Regions from separate parts of the Homo sapiens genome. Here all the other regions are linked to region 1. Evidence: chromatin contacts called from ENCODE Hi-C or POLR2A ChIA-PET data. All regions are on one chromosome and are shown on one strand. The core of a region is the stretch at or near the end of the contact, and the rest is flanking DNA. Distances in the headings are between cores, read along the strand shown.

What was found. A loop is a pair of places that touch in the nucleus more often than their neighbours do. ChIA-PET counts read pairs that join two places held with the same protein, here RNA polymerase II (POLR2A). Pooled maps may share reads with other maps.
Region 2: a pooled map shows a loop between it and region 1 (2.9-fold over the local background). The contact joins two enhancer-like sites. A Hi-C loop is called at or near these places in 2 of 168 maps with a recorded cell type or tissue (PC-9 and right lobe of liver) and 11 of 50 pooled maps. POLR2A ChIA-PET finds 5 or more read pairs at or near these places in 4 of 52 experiments (GM12878, HEK293T, HepG2 and 1 more).
Region 3: a loop to region 1 is called in a map of dorsolateral prefrontal cortex, with 6 times the contacts of the local background. The contact joins two enhancer-like sites. A Hi-C loop is called at or near these places in 21 of 168 maps with a recorded cell type or tissue (Caco-2, PC-3, aorta and 15 more) and 27 of 50 pooled maps. POLR2A ChIA-PET finds 5 or more read pairs at or near these places in 3 of 52 experiments (BJ, Panc1 and activated T-cell).
Region 4: a loop to region 1 is called in a map of transverse colon, with 4 times the contacts of the local background. The contact joins two enhancer-like sites. A Hi-C loop is called at or near these places in 10 of 168 maps with a recorded cell type or tissue (Caco-2, aorta, ascending aorta and 6 more) and 10 of 50 pooled maps. POLR2A ChIA-PET finds 5 or more read pairs at or near these places in 1 of 52 experiments (common myeloid progenitor, CD34-positive).

Annotation. Positions count from the first base shown.
Region 1 is chr3:188,050,884-188,053,725 of GRCh38, forward strand. No RefSeq gene overlaps it. Among named protein-coding and RNA genes, the nearest start is that of LINC01991, 76 kb to the left of the region's middle. RefSeq lists an enhancer at 1,312-2,284. Within about 2 kb of position 1,413, at least 21 of the 41 ENCODE cell types and tissues checked have a DNase peak (open chromatin) inside an H3K27ac peak, as active enhancers do; they include ascending aorta, dorsolateral prefrontal cortex, heart left ventricle and 6 more, where a contact is called at or near this core.
Region 2 is chr3:188,293,742-188,296,583 of GRCh38, forward strand. All of the region lies in intron 2 of LPP (LIM domain containing preferred translocation partner in lipoma), which reads left to right. Among named protein-coding and RNA genes, the nearest start is that of FLJ42393, 120 kb to the left of the region's middle. Within about 2 kb of position 1,375, at least 18 of the 41 ENCODE cell types and tissues checked have a DNase peak (open chromatin) inside an H3K27ac peak, as active enhancers do.
Region 3 is chr3:188,265,267-188,268,108 of GRCh38, forward strand. All of the region lies in intron 2 of LPP (LIM domain containing preferred translocation partner in lipoma), which reads left to right. Among named protein-coding and RNA genes, the nearest start is that of FLJ42393, 88 kb to the left of the region's middle. Within about 2 kb of position 1,490, at least 21 of the 41 ENCODE cell types and tissues checked have a DNase peak (open chromatin) inside an H3K27ac peak, as active enhancers do; they include ascending aorta, dorsolateral prefrontal cortex, heart right ventricle and 5 more, where a contact is called at or near this core.
Region 4 is chr3:188,219,663-188,222,504 of GRCh38, forward strand. All of the region lies in intron 1 of LPP (LIM domain containing preferred translocation partner in lipoma), which reads left to right. Among named protein-coding and RNA genes, the nearest start is that of FLJ42393, 43 kb to the left of the region's middle. Within about 2 kb of position 1,434, at least 13 of the 41 ENCODE cell types and tissues checked have a DNase peak (open chromatin) inside an H3K27ac peak, as active enhancers do; they include ascending aorta, heart left ventricle, sigmoid colon and 1 more, where a contact is called at or near this core.

The DNA.
Region 1 (2,842 bases), core at 163-2,662:
CAGCCCCCCAAAGTGCTGGGATTACAGTCGTGAGCCACCACACCTGGCCATAACTTTCTTCTTTGTGTTTGGATTATTGTGTGCTCCTTGTAGCTTTGCTCTGGATGGTAAACTCCTTGGAAACGGAAGTTTCCTCTTGCTTTCCATGACTTACTTCTCCTTGTTGGGTTGAGCTGTATGTTTGGGACAGACTAACTTGAGGAACTAAGTCCATGATGACTAGAGGAGCACTGGTTAGCTGAAGGTCTGCCAAGCTTGCTGTAAAAATATTTCAGCTTTAGGTGAGGAGCTGCACTGGCCAACCTGCTTCCTTGTAGCTCCAGGGTTTCATGCACGGGGTCTATGAATAGCCAAAGCAAAAGGCCACACTAAGCATCTTTTCTGCTCCTATCCCCAATCTTGAGTTCAGAAAGATCTGCTAGGGATCAGTGCTTTAAATCATCTCTCCTCACTCCCTGTAGAAAAGCCCTCCTTCCAGGAGCTGACTAATGCTTACTGTCCTTTCCCAAGGAGCACTTTTTTTTTTTTTTTTTAGACAGATTGTTGCTCTGTCACCCAGGCTGGAGTGCAGTGGCGCGATCTGGGCTCACTGCAACCTCTGCCTCCCGAGTTCAAGCAATTCTCCTGCCTCAGCCTCCTGAGTAGCTGGGATTACAGGCACACACTACTACGCCCAACTAATTTTTGTATTTTTAGTAGAGACGGGGTTTCACCATGTTGGTCAGACTGGTCTCCAACTCCTGACCTCGTGATCCACCCTCCTTGGACTCCCAAAGTGCTGGGATTACAGGCGTGAGCCACCGCGCCCACCCCAAGGAGCACTTTCTGTTGCTTTCTGGGCAGGCTGTGTTTTTACCCTGTGCCCATCTCTCTCTCCCTGGCCCTCTGGTCTGCCCGGCACAGGTAAGGAGTCCGAGAGTCACCCTTCTCCTATGAGTATTCCGGTGGCTGCTGCTCTACCCTTGGGAGGTGGAAAAGGCACCAGCACAAGGCTTCCCCCGCCCACTCATCTCAGCTTCTTGCTTTCTGCACTGGGCCGTGTGGGGTGCTGGGAGTTTCGTGATCACAAGGAAAAGAGATGCGGGCGCCAGGCAGGGAAGGAGGACAAAGAGCAATCCCCTTATTCATGCATTCTTCAGGAAAAAGAGAGAATTTGACCTGAGCCTATTTTCCGAATAATTCGGCATCAAACAGCAATGAGGCCTGGGACTTTGCCAAGTCTTTGTTTTGTTTTGTTTTTTTCCTTTCCTCCAATCAGCCCAAGGCAATGGGGAGTGGGAGGGGGTGGAGGGGTGGGGGCTACACGCACACTGGGGCTGAGAGGGAATGCTGAGCCTGCAGAAGTGGCCCATTGACAGCTCCTGCTCACAGCAGAGGGGCGGGTGGCACCCCCAGCCTACCACCACAAGGGCAGCTCTGTCCTGTGGGCACAGGGCTCCATCCCAGCCCCACCGGCTGGGAGAGAACAACATTTCCTTATAAGGCCCCGACCGCTTTGCCAAGGCTGGATGGCTCCAACAGACTGTAGCTTTCCATTCTCCTCGTCAGCTCCAGTGCAGGCCTTGAATGTAGCCCTTGTTGTCAGGCTCCTCCTCTCCTCCACAGCCCCCACCTCACCTACTTCCACTCCCTGCCAGAGCTAGCCCCACTGGCGCAGGATAAACAGCCCAGAGGCCTCTCCCACGCAGGGCCTGCCTCGGTTCAGGCCTGCTGGAGGCAGCACAGGGTAGCAAAAGGAACGTGGGAGTCACAGTTTCGGCTGTCCCTGTGCGAAGGGAAGGCCCTTTTCCTCATCTGGAAGATGGGGCTCTAATGGCCATGGGGTCCAAATTCTTTGCATTGTATTCAAAGTCCTTCCCAGTTAAGCTGCAGGTTAACTTCACTGTTTAACTGCCTTTCCATACCTTGAAGGCCAGATTTCCCCTAGCTCTTCCTGTTTCCCCCAAACGCACCTTGCTCACACAGGCCTCCACTGCTTCGTGCACGTGTTTTTCTCTACCTAGGTATTTATCTGCCTAGGTCACTCATCCTGCAGGCCCCACGGTAGGTATGCCTTCCTCCCCTCCCCAGGAAAAAGGAATCATTGCTTTCACTTCGCTGCTCAACATTTGTTTGCACCTCTCTTACAGCTTTTCTGTTTTGCAATTGCAATGATTTCTTTACCTGCCTGTTTCCTCTATAAGATGATGAGCTCCTCCAGGCTCACATGCTCTCCTCTTTCTTTATGTCCATGAGCTCAACCCACAGTACCAGGCACATAATCCAGCTTCACAAAAGATTGCTGCACAAATGCCTGAGCACACAGTGTTGCGTAAGTTCAAAAGAGACAACTATAGTGCAAATACTTGTAAACTATAAAGTGCTGTTAACCCATGAAATGTAAAACTTTATCTTGCTACCCTCCACTCTAATTCTACTGTTTGTCACACTGTTACAGCCCTTTTCCCTGTCTGACCAGTTCTGTATCCAGAATTCCAGGCTCACTGCAACCCCTCAGGAGGTTAACATCTATCACTAAGCCATTACTCATCTTTAGAATCCCAGTGTTGGGGGCTAAAAGGTATGTATCCGAATGTTGCCATACTAGAGTCCACAGAGGCCCTACAGACATACAGTGGCTAAATGGAGAAGCTGTGAGTCCCACTTTTACTATTTATTCATGCTAGGTTCCCACAGCATTCTGGGGGGAAAAATCTGGTGGCTTTAAAAGTTTGAAGCCCACTGATTAATGCTGTCTCAACATATGACAGTTGAAACAACTGAGCCCCCTAAAAGAAAAGCAGCTTTCCCCACATCTCATGTGTTAGCCACAAACTCAAGACCATACCCGGGATCCCCTACT
Region 2 (2,842 bases), core at 125-2,624, 240 kb after region 1:
CCTTGAAAACATTATGGCAAAGTGAAAGAAGCCAGTTACAAGGCCGGGCACCATGGCTCATGCTTGTAATCTCAGCACTTTGGGAGACCGAGGTGGGTGAATCACTTGAGGTCAGGAGTTCGAGACCAGTCTGGACAACATGGTGAAACCCCCGTCTCTACTAAAAATACAAAAATCAGTTGGGCGTAGTAGTGTGTGCCTGTAATCCCAGCTACTCAGGATGGTGAGGCAGGAGAATGGCTTGAACCCGGGAGGTGGAGGTTGCAGTGAGCCGAGATCTGCCCTCCAGCCTGGGTGACAGAGCCAAACTCTGTCAAAAAAAAAAAAAAAAAAAAAAAAAAAGCCAGTTATGAAAGACCACATATTATATGATTCCATTTATGTGAAAAGCCCACAATAGGCAAATCTATAGAGTCTGTAGCGATAGAAAGTAGTGGTTGCCGGCAGGGTTGGGGTAGAGGATAGGTAGTGATTGCTAATAACTGTGAGTTTCTTTTTGGGATGCTGAAAATGCTCTTTATATGGTGGTGATGATTGCACAACACTGTGAAATACTAAAAACAGAACCGTAAACTTTAAATGGGTGAATTGTATGTAAATTATATCTCAATAAACCTGTTTTAAAAAGTGGATTTCCCTTTAATCTATTCTCTGAGGATTGCTTCAGGGATTCAAAATAGTGCATAGTGCCAAGTTTTAAACTCATATTGATTTGTTTTTGGTAAATAAGTCATGCATGCTTAACAATGGTGAACACACTTAAGGAAAAAGTGGTAACACAACTAGAGCCACCAAACCGAAGCAAGTATATTTCCACCTAACTTCATGCACGTTTTTTTCTCAGAAGCTTTAAAAATTTATACTTTCTCAAATGTTGATTAATGAGATATCTGATAAGAAATAACAGGGTACTGACAGTCCTGATTGTATAAATAGGCATTAGGGATTGTGTTCATGGTTTGCTTGTCAGCACAAGAGAAATGTGTGATTATGTTGAATGATAGTTAATTTTCTTATCCACCCATTTTAAAAATAAAGATGTACAGCTAGAAAACAGGTGCCCAGGGAATAGAGGAGACCTGCAGCTTTGATAATGAGCCCCAGAAAGAAACTAGAAGGAACAAGCTCCCGCTTAGGAGGTGCCGTTCGAGTCCTGGCCAGTGTCTGACTGTAGCTGATGGGTTTAGAGAACTGTGGCTGGCTTCTCACAAAGGATTTTTTCATTTACTCTTGTTTTGTGTTTGAGTATAGACAGCTTTTCCCATCCTCCATCAGGGTCATTGTCCCACCTTCTCTGACTCACTTATTGTGTCAACAGAATTAAAAGAGCAGCCGGTGGACGTGTGTAGAGGCTGAAGGAGAGCTGTGTTGCTAGCTTTGTATTTGAACGGTTCGTACACAAACAGTTCTCTTTGATTAAGTATCCGGTGAAACCAATTCACATGAACTCCAATTAAACTTTAATGAACAAGTGGGTGTATTAATATCAGCTGAGTAATGCAGGCAGCACAGATTCCAGTAAGTGACTCACTTCTCTGAGCAGCTCATTCCCCATGCACGGTTAGAGTTACTAGAAAGCTTCCAGCTATATTTGAGTGGATCTGGTCTGGGCCTTGTAATTCTAACAATCCTCAGGGCTCGCTATTCATCTAGTGACAAAACCACAGTCATCCAGACCTCTGTTTTCAGAGCAAAGATTGGGGATGAAGAGTTTTGTTCACATTGAGCAATTAGGCCCTTCGTTGAGCAGTGACCATTTGGACTTTTATTTTCCTCATCTTCCCATTTTTGTTTTTTTGTTATTTTATTTTTTAGAGACAGGGTCTCACTCTGTAGCCCAGGCTGGAGTGCAGTGGTGTGATCACAGCTCACTGCAGCCTCAGCCTCTTGGGCTCAAGCAATCCTCCCGCCTCAGCCTCCCGAGTAACCTGGAACAACAGGCATGCACCACTGTGCCCACCTACAAAATTTCTGTAGAGATGGGGTCTTGCTATGTCGCCCAGCTTGGTGTTGAACTCCTGAGCTGAAGTGAGCCTCAGCCTCCCAAAGCGCTTGGATTATAGATATGAGCCCCGTGCCCAGCCTTTATTTTGTTTTTAAGTGAGAATTATTTTTTTCTTAAACCCAGGGGCAGTGTAGGTGAAGGTTAAGGCAGTGAAGATAGAACAGTCAGTTTTGAAATGCACATAGCCTTCCTGAGCCTCACTTTCACCACATCTGCCAGTCTGCCTCAAGTCTTTAAGTTTCCCTACACCAGAGGCAGCAAGGTGTGCCTGGAATGATGAATTCCTTTGAGCACAGACCCTGTTCCATCTAGAGACTGATGACTGTACCTATTTCCTAGGAAAGGTTAAGCAAGATCGTGAATATAATGCTCTTCGTTTCATGCCGGCACATAATAAGTTCCCACTAAATGTTTAACTTGGTCCACTGGGGGAAGGATGAGAAGGAGGATTTGGAGATAAATGAGACTTGGCCCTTGACAATTCAGGAGCTTGGAGTCTTATAGAGATTTGACTTAAAAATGTCTGTGTAACTCCAGAGTGATAAAGACAAAAATGCTTGAAAAAGATAAGTGAGGATTCGGGGGATGGAGGAATCCCAGAGGTTGGCCCCGTCTGAGAAGGCTGGAGGTTAGGGTAGGAAGAGGTAAGGGTTTGGGAAGGTAGTTCTAGGCTGACTGAAGAGTGTGAGCAAAAGCAGAGGCAGGGATGTATCCAGGTATCAGATAGTGCACATTTAGTGTGGTTACAGTAGGTGATAATTTAGGAGGCTGATTGAAACTGAATTTAGCCTCTGCCTTAGTCACCAAGTCCTTTCCCAGCTCCACTTGCTGTTCTCT
Region 3 (2,842 bases), core at 240-2,739, 210 kb after region 1:
AAAGTTCAGCTATGGCCATGTGCTTACTGAAGGCCTGTATATGGAGGCATCACAGTGGCTGGCCTTGAAGAAATTAAGATAGTGAAAGAGGACCCCTGTCTGCGAAGAAAGAGCTCATGTTTGTGTGTGTGCTCATGCTTTGGGTGCTACAAGGAGACTGGTGTCTGGGGAAGGGAGGAAGGGTGATGGTTACAGGTATAGGTAAATAAGTTTTCCAACAGTTAACAATACTTGGAGACAAGCTACAGAGTGATCAATGCTAGAGTTAGGAACGCTGTGAGAAGGCAAGGTGTTCTGTTTGTGCCATTGGGGAGGGCTTTGCTGTGGGGATTGGGGGAAGGATATTGTTTTAGGCTTTGCTAGATGGCTAGGACTTTAACAAATAAGAAAGAAAGAGCTGAGTCTTTAAGACAGAGGGAATAGCAGAGACATGAAAATATCTAGAGAGATTGGGAGTGGGAGGCTGAGTCTGGAGGTGAGATATCTGTATCCAATCAGAGAAGTTTCCTATGCCTTCCTGTAATGTTGGAGGCTTCTTTTTTTTTTGGTAATCAGTAAGGAGCTGTCATGGGCTTTGTAAAAGGGCTGTGATAGGATTACTCTGGTGTGTGTGTGTGTGTGTGTGTGTGTGTGTGTGTATGTGTTTTGCTTTTACTTTATACATTTCAGAGTCTTTTTAGGAACTCTTAGGCAACCTTAACTCTGGGGAGTGTGCATTGCCTGTCTTTATATGTCTTTACTTCTCTGTTGCTGCCTGGTTCTGCTCCTTCTCATGCTTCTGTAACAAAGTGCGGCAATGCAGGCTTCTAGAAGGTGATGTGAGATCTCTGAGCAGACCATGTGTGTGTTCTTCCCATCCTTTTTTCCCCTCCCTTTCTCTTCCTCCTCCTCTTTCTATATCACCACCCTCACCAGCAGCAGCAGCAGCACTCCCCTCCCTAAAATAAATAAACCAGTCACTCCAAAGGTTCCAAGCACATTAGTCACATATCCCAGAAGTTTAATACAGAATTATTTTGACAGCGAGAACAAGAAGTGTTTTCTAGTTGAACGCACAGAACTTGCTTATTCCAACTGGGCTTTCTGCCGCACAGACAGATGATACGTTTTTTAGATGGATTGGCCGCACAGCGCAGGAGACTGTCGCTTCCCTTGGATACACAGCAAACTGCTCACTACCAAAAGTGGCTGGGGAGAAGATGTGAAAGGAGAGAGAGAGAGCGCGAGAGAGACAGAAGAGAAGAGGAGAGGGGAGGGGAGGGGAGGAGAGGAGAGACGGGGAAGACAGAGAGAGAGAGAGAGAGAGAAAGGAAATCAAGTTCTTATTATGTACATAACTTTCTCATTAATGGCTTCCATAAGTCACTGAGAGATTTCTTTGTGTTTATTTATTTATTTGGCTGCTTTGGAGCCATGAGTCCTTTTTTAAACCCGGGTTTATGTCTGTTCTAAAAAATGAGGACAGATCGAGTTATTGCCATGCGGGTGGCTCTCCAAGCATTCCAGTTGCATAGCTCTTCCAGAAATATTTCTTGACGCACTTATTTAGCACTTTCTATTGCCGTTACTGAGCAGATTACAGAATCCTCCCGGCCCTTTCACCAAACCCGTCTAGAGCTGGTATGGATCTACTTGTGCCTATCTGGCAGATAGAAAGATAGAGGAATGGGAAGGTGAAGTCCATTGTTACTCATGAAGGATTTTGACCAGTAACCTCAGAAGAGTCAGAAGAAGAGAAAAAGCATGTGCTCTCCTCTTTCCTGCTTTGCTTTTCTGCTTCCAAGTCCCTCCTCCAAGCAGGAAGATCTTTCCTGAGCAGCAGCGTACCTGGGTGTGAGAACCCAGAGGGAGTGTGGTGGAGAGACGTGAAGGGGTCAGTTCCTGGAACATTCTGTTCCCTCTAGCTCCCATGATCATTGACTTCTTGCCTCTCAAGTCCTTCTAGGGATCTCCAGGCTTTTGAGAGGCTCAGCTGACCTCGCTCACTGCTGTGCATGCTCTCTGGAGCTTTCTTGTCCTCTTTTGGTTGTTTCTTACTAGCCCCTCATTCCCAGGACTTTTTCTGAGGAATCTCTGTTAGTTCAGGTAATAACTGGCTGTGAAACCTACAATAGTAAGTTCTTTGGATGTCGGTGTTTTCAGATGTTTCTTCTTCATGGAAACTCTTTATAAATCCCTCACAAAATGGGATGTCAAATCTCAATATGTAAAATAATCAAAGTGCAGTTAAATGGTGGTGCTGTTGTTAAAAGGTGGAAGATCTCATAGGCTTCTAGCCAGGGCCGAGTTATCTCCCCAGAAGAGCTCTGTGCCTCTGTGGACCCACTTAGTAAGCCATTGTACTGGAGTTGCTTTAAGGCTCCCTACAGCCCTGATGACCTGTGCTCAGCATTCTTTCAGCTTTCTGCCTCTTTGTATATCTTTCAAGCTTGAGAAAGATCCTCTATAGATCAGGAAGATGTGTCCAGTAAGAGATTTGACCTTTGCTGGTTTCTTGACATGGGCTTTGATGAAACCCTTTTAGCATGCTCACTTTAGATGATTCTTCTCAAGGGGGATGTCAGCCCCAGGACCCCCCAGACCTCCATCCCTAAACCCGGGCTTGCGTGTCTGGCAACCCAGGGCCAGCACTTCGTTCTTACACTCAGCTGAGTGGTAGTCCTGCCACCATTGCTGTGGCTCTGGGACTATAGCCTCTGCCTTAGGAACACTTATGAGAGGAATCGATGGAATTCCAACTATTTTTAAGGATTTTTTTTTTTTTTTTTTTTTTTGCTGAGTTTGCATTGCAAAAGGAAGGTAGAGCACGGGCCATCTCTCCCTCCTCCACTTATATTTATTC
Region 4 (2,842 bases), core at 184-2,683, 170 kb after region 1:
TGCCCCTGGTATCCAGGACCTGTCATAAATGGACACCAACATCGGTCCACTGTGGGTCCATGTGGGTCCTTGATGCTCCTGCTTACATATCTTTAAATCAAACACATTTCCTACCAACCCCCAGATATATCTTGCACTTTCTCACCTTCATGCCTTAGCACATGCCTTTCCTTTAGCCTGAGATAACCTCTCCAATCTTCATTCATAGAACTCCCAATCCTCCTGTAAACTTCTGCACAGACGCCATCTTGGGAAGGGAATAATCCTTGATCACCACCTGCTCTCCCATCCATTAGAAGTGATCTCTGTGTTCTCTGTTCTGCTAACTCAACCACAGTTAGCTGTGAGGCAATAGAGTACAAATGTATGCTGCATATGAGCATGGGATATGGATTTGAATCCCGGCTGTGATACTTCCTCACTGTCAGTTAACTTGCTTGAGCCTGAGTTTTCCCATCTGCCAGATGGGTGTGATACAATAGGTGCTCCCCCTGAAACCCACCATGTTGACAGGAGTAGTATAAAAATGGTCTGATTCTCCCGGTGAGGTCACGTAAATCTGGAATCGTCAACAATTTTCCTTTCCTTTGTTGTCATGACTTTTTTTTATGACATCACCTCATGTCATGTCACCGTGTGGTATGAAAATTTGCATTGTTACCTGTGCTTCTTCTGTGGCACTTGTCCTCCCTTACTTGATGTCTTATCTCTCCTTCTAGACTGGGAGCTCTTCAAGGGCAGGGAGGGCATTGCATCTTTGAAGGCCTTGACATATGGATACTGCTACAAAGTTTCCTTTAAGGGAAAGGAGGATTCCATACAACCTAAGTGGTGACATCAGCACAGGCTCATTACTAATCTCATGTCACGAGGTTTCAGGCCTGGCTGAGAACTCTGTGAGCTCTGTGATGTTGAGCTTCAGGCACATAGAGTACAAGCTGGGTAGGCCTCTGGCTCCTGCTTAAGAGACAGCAGAAAGGCTGGATGGAGCCTGTCTCCAGACCAGCTTCTTCTGATTCAAGGAGTTGGGTGGGACTGGCAGTTCACTGAAGGCAGAGTGGTAGTCCTGCTTGGAACGTGAAACTTTGTTTCTTTCCTGGGCCTTCCAGTGGGTCTGTTATGTTGGTGAGAGTTTCAGACCTAGAGGAAAGGGTCACTGAAGGTATGGGTTAAGAGCAACTCTGAAAGCCACCTGCCCCCCGACTTCTCTGTGAGTGGGGCCACAGGGAGAAGATCCCTTCATAGGTAGCTCCCCTACCCTTGCTATGCTTGGAAACTGACCATGGAAAGGGATTCATTTCTTAAAGGGATAGGGCTACCATTTAACTTTCTATTGTGTCACTTCCCGAAACGCAACACCTATGGCTTAAGATCCAAGTGCTTTAGAACATGAGATACAAGGTCTTCCAGGCTCTGGCTGCCACATCCCTTTCCAGGCGTGTGTCCCACCACATTCCTCTGCATCCTCTGTCACTGGCCTCACCAGATTAGTCACTTTCTCTGAGAACACCCTGAACTCATCCTTCTCAAGGCCTTTGCACATTGTGTTCCCTGAGCCTATTTTTCTCCTCCTCATCCGTGGAAATCCTCTTGGGTGTTCAGGCATCGTTTAGAAGTCACATCATCTGCAGAGAACTTTTAGACCCTCAAAAGGACGTTGCATGTACTCGTGCTTTTCTACACTTTTCATTCTGTCTTTTGTGTTCCAGTGTGTCCCCCATTGAGGCTCTTCGACACCCCTAGGCATGTCCAACTCAGCACCTACACCTGCTAGGTCCACACACTGTGTTATCCAAGACAGAAGGTGTTAGCAAACCTCTCTTTGGTGCGCCCCTGAATGCAGAACATGTGACATTCTGTTAACTAACAGTTGTGCCAGAGTGGTTTCCATAGCCCATACTGGGGTTCCCATGATTTGTTTGATCATGAGCCCGGCCATTCGAATTGTTTTTGAATTGGTCTGATATCAGCTAGTTAATTGTTAACCCTTTTCAGGTTTGTTTCCCACATACCAGTAGATGTCTGCTTAGTGCCAGGGTTCTGAGCTTTTTATTTCACTTAAGAATATAATAGCAAGGTAGAATTCAGGAAAGATTTACTTGCTGTTAATGTGAACTTTTAAAAAAATAGTTTGAAATGTAGGCTTTGTTTTTATCCCAAAGCTCCATGAAATATGAAAATAGCAGGAGTTTTAAAGGTATATTTCCACCTCTAGAGGAAGAACTGTCCATATTATAGTTGTAATTATAAATTAATAAAGCCTGTGTCATGAAACTTGATTTTGAACGCCTGTGTTCAAATCCTGGCTTTACCACTTACTAGCCTAGAGATATTGGATGAGTGTCTAACTTCTCCGTTCCTCAGTTTCTTCAGTGTTCAATTGGGAAATTTTTCTTATGGTTGATGGAAAGTTTAAATAAGGTCTTGGATATGAAACTGGGATTTTATTAGTGTGTGTGTTTCAAAATGTGGATTTGGAGGCCATTTAAAAATAGCATTTCCAAAAAGTTTGCTTTTAAAGCAAAGTACTTAGATATATAAATTTTTATGAATTTTTTTTCAAATGATAAAATAAATGAGTTTACAGTCAGGAGACATACAGTATCTAACAAACTTAGGGAATATGCTTGGCTTACAAGACGTGGTTTTAGTCCACATAAATTAGAATCACAGAACTATAGGCTTTGAGAAATTATAAAAGCCTTGGAAGGGGTGAACGTGAATTAGTGCATATTGTGTGCAGGCTTTGTGCCATACGTGCTAGATATGGGATCCCAGGAAATGGTTGCATACACCTTGTTGGGTAGATGATATTAACCCTGTTTTGCAGACAGAGAAACCT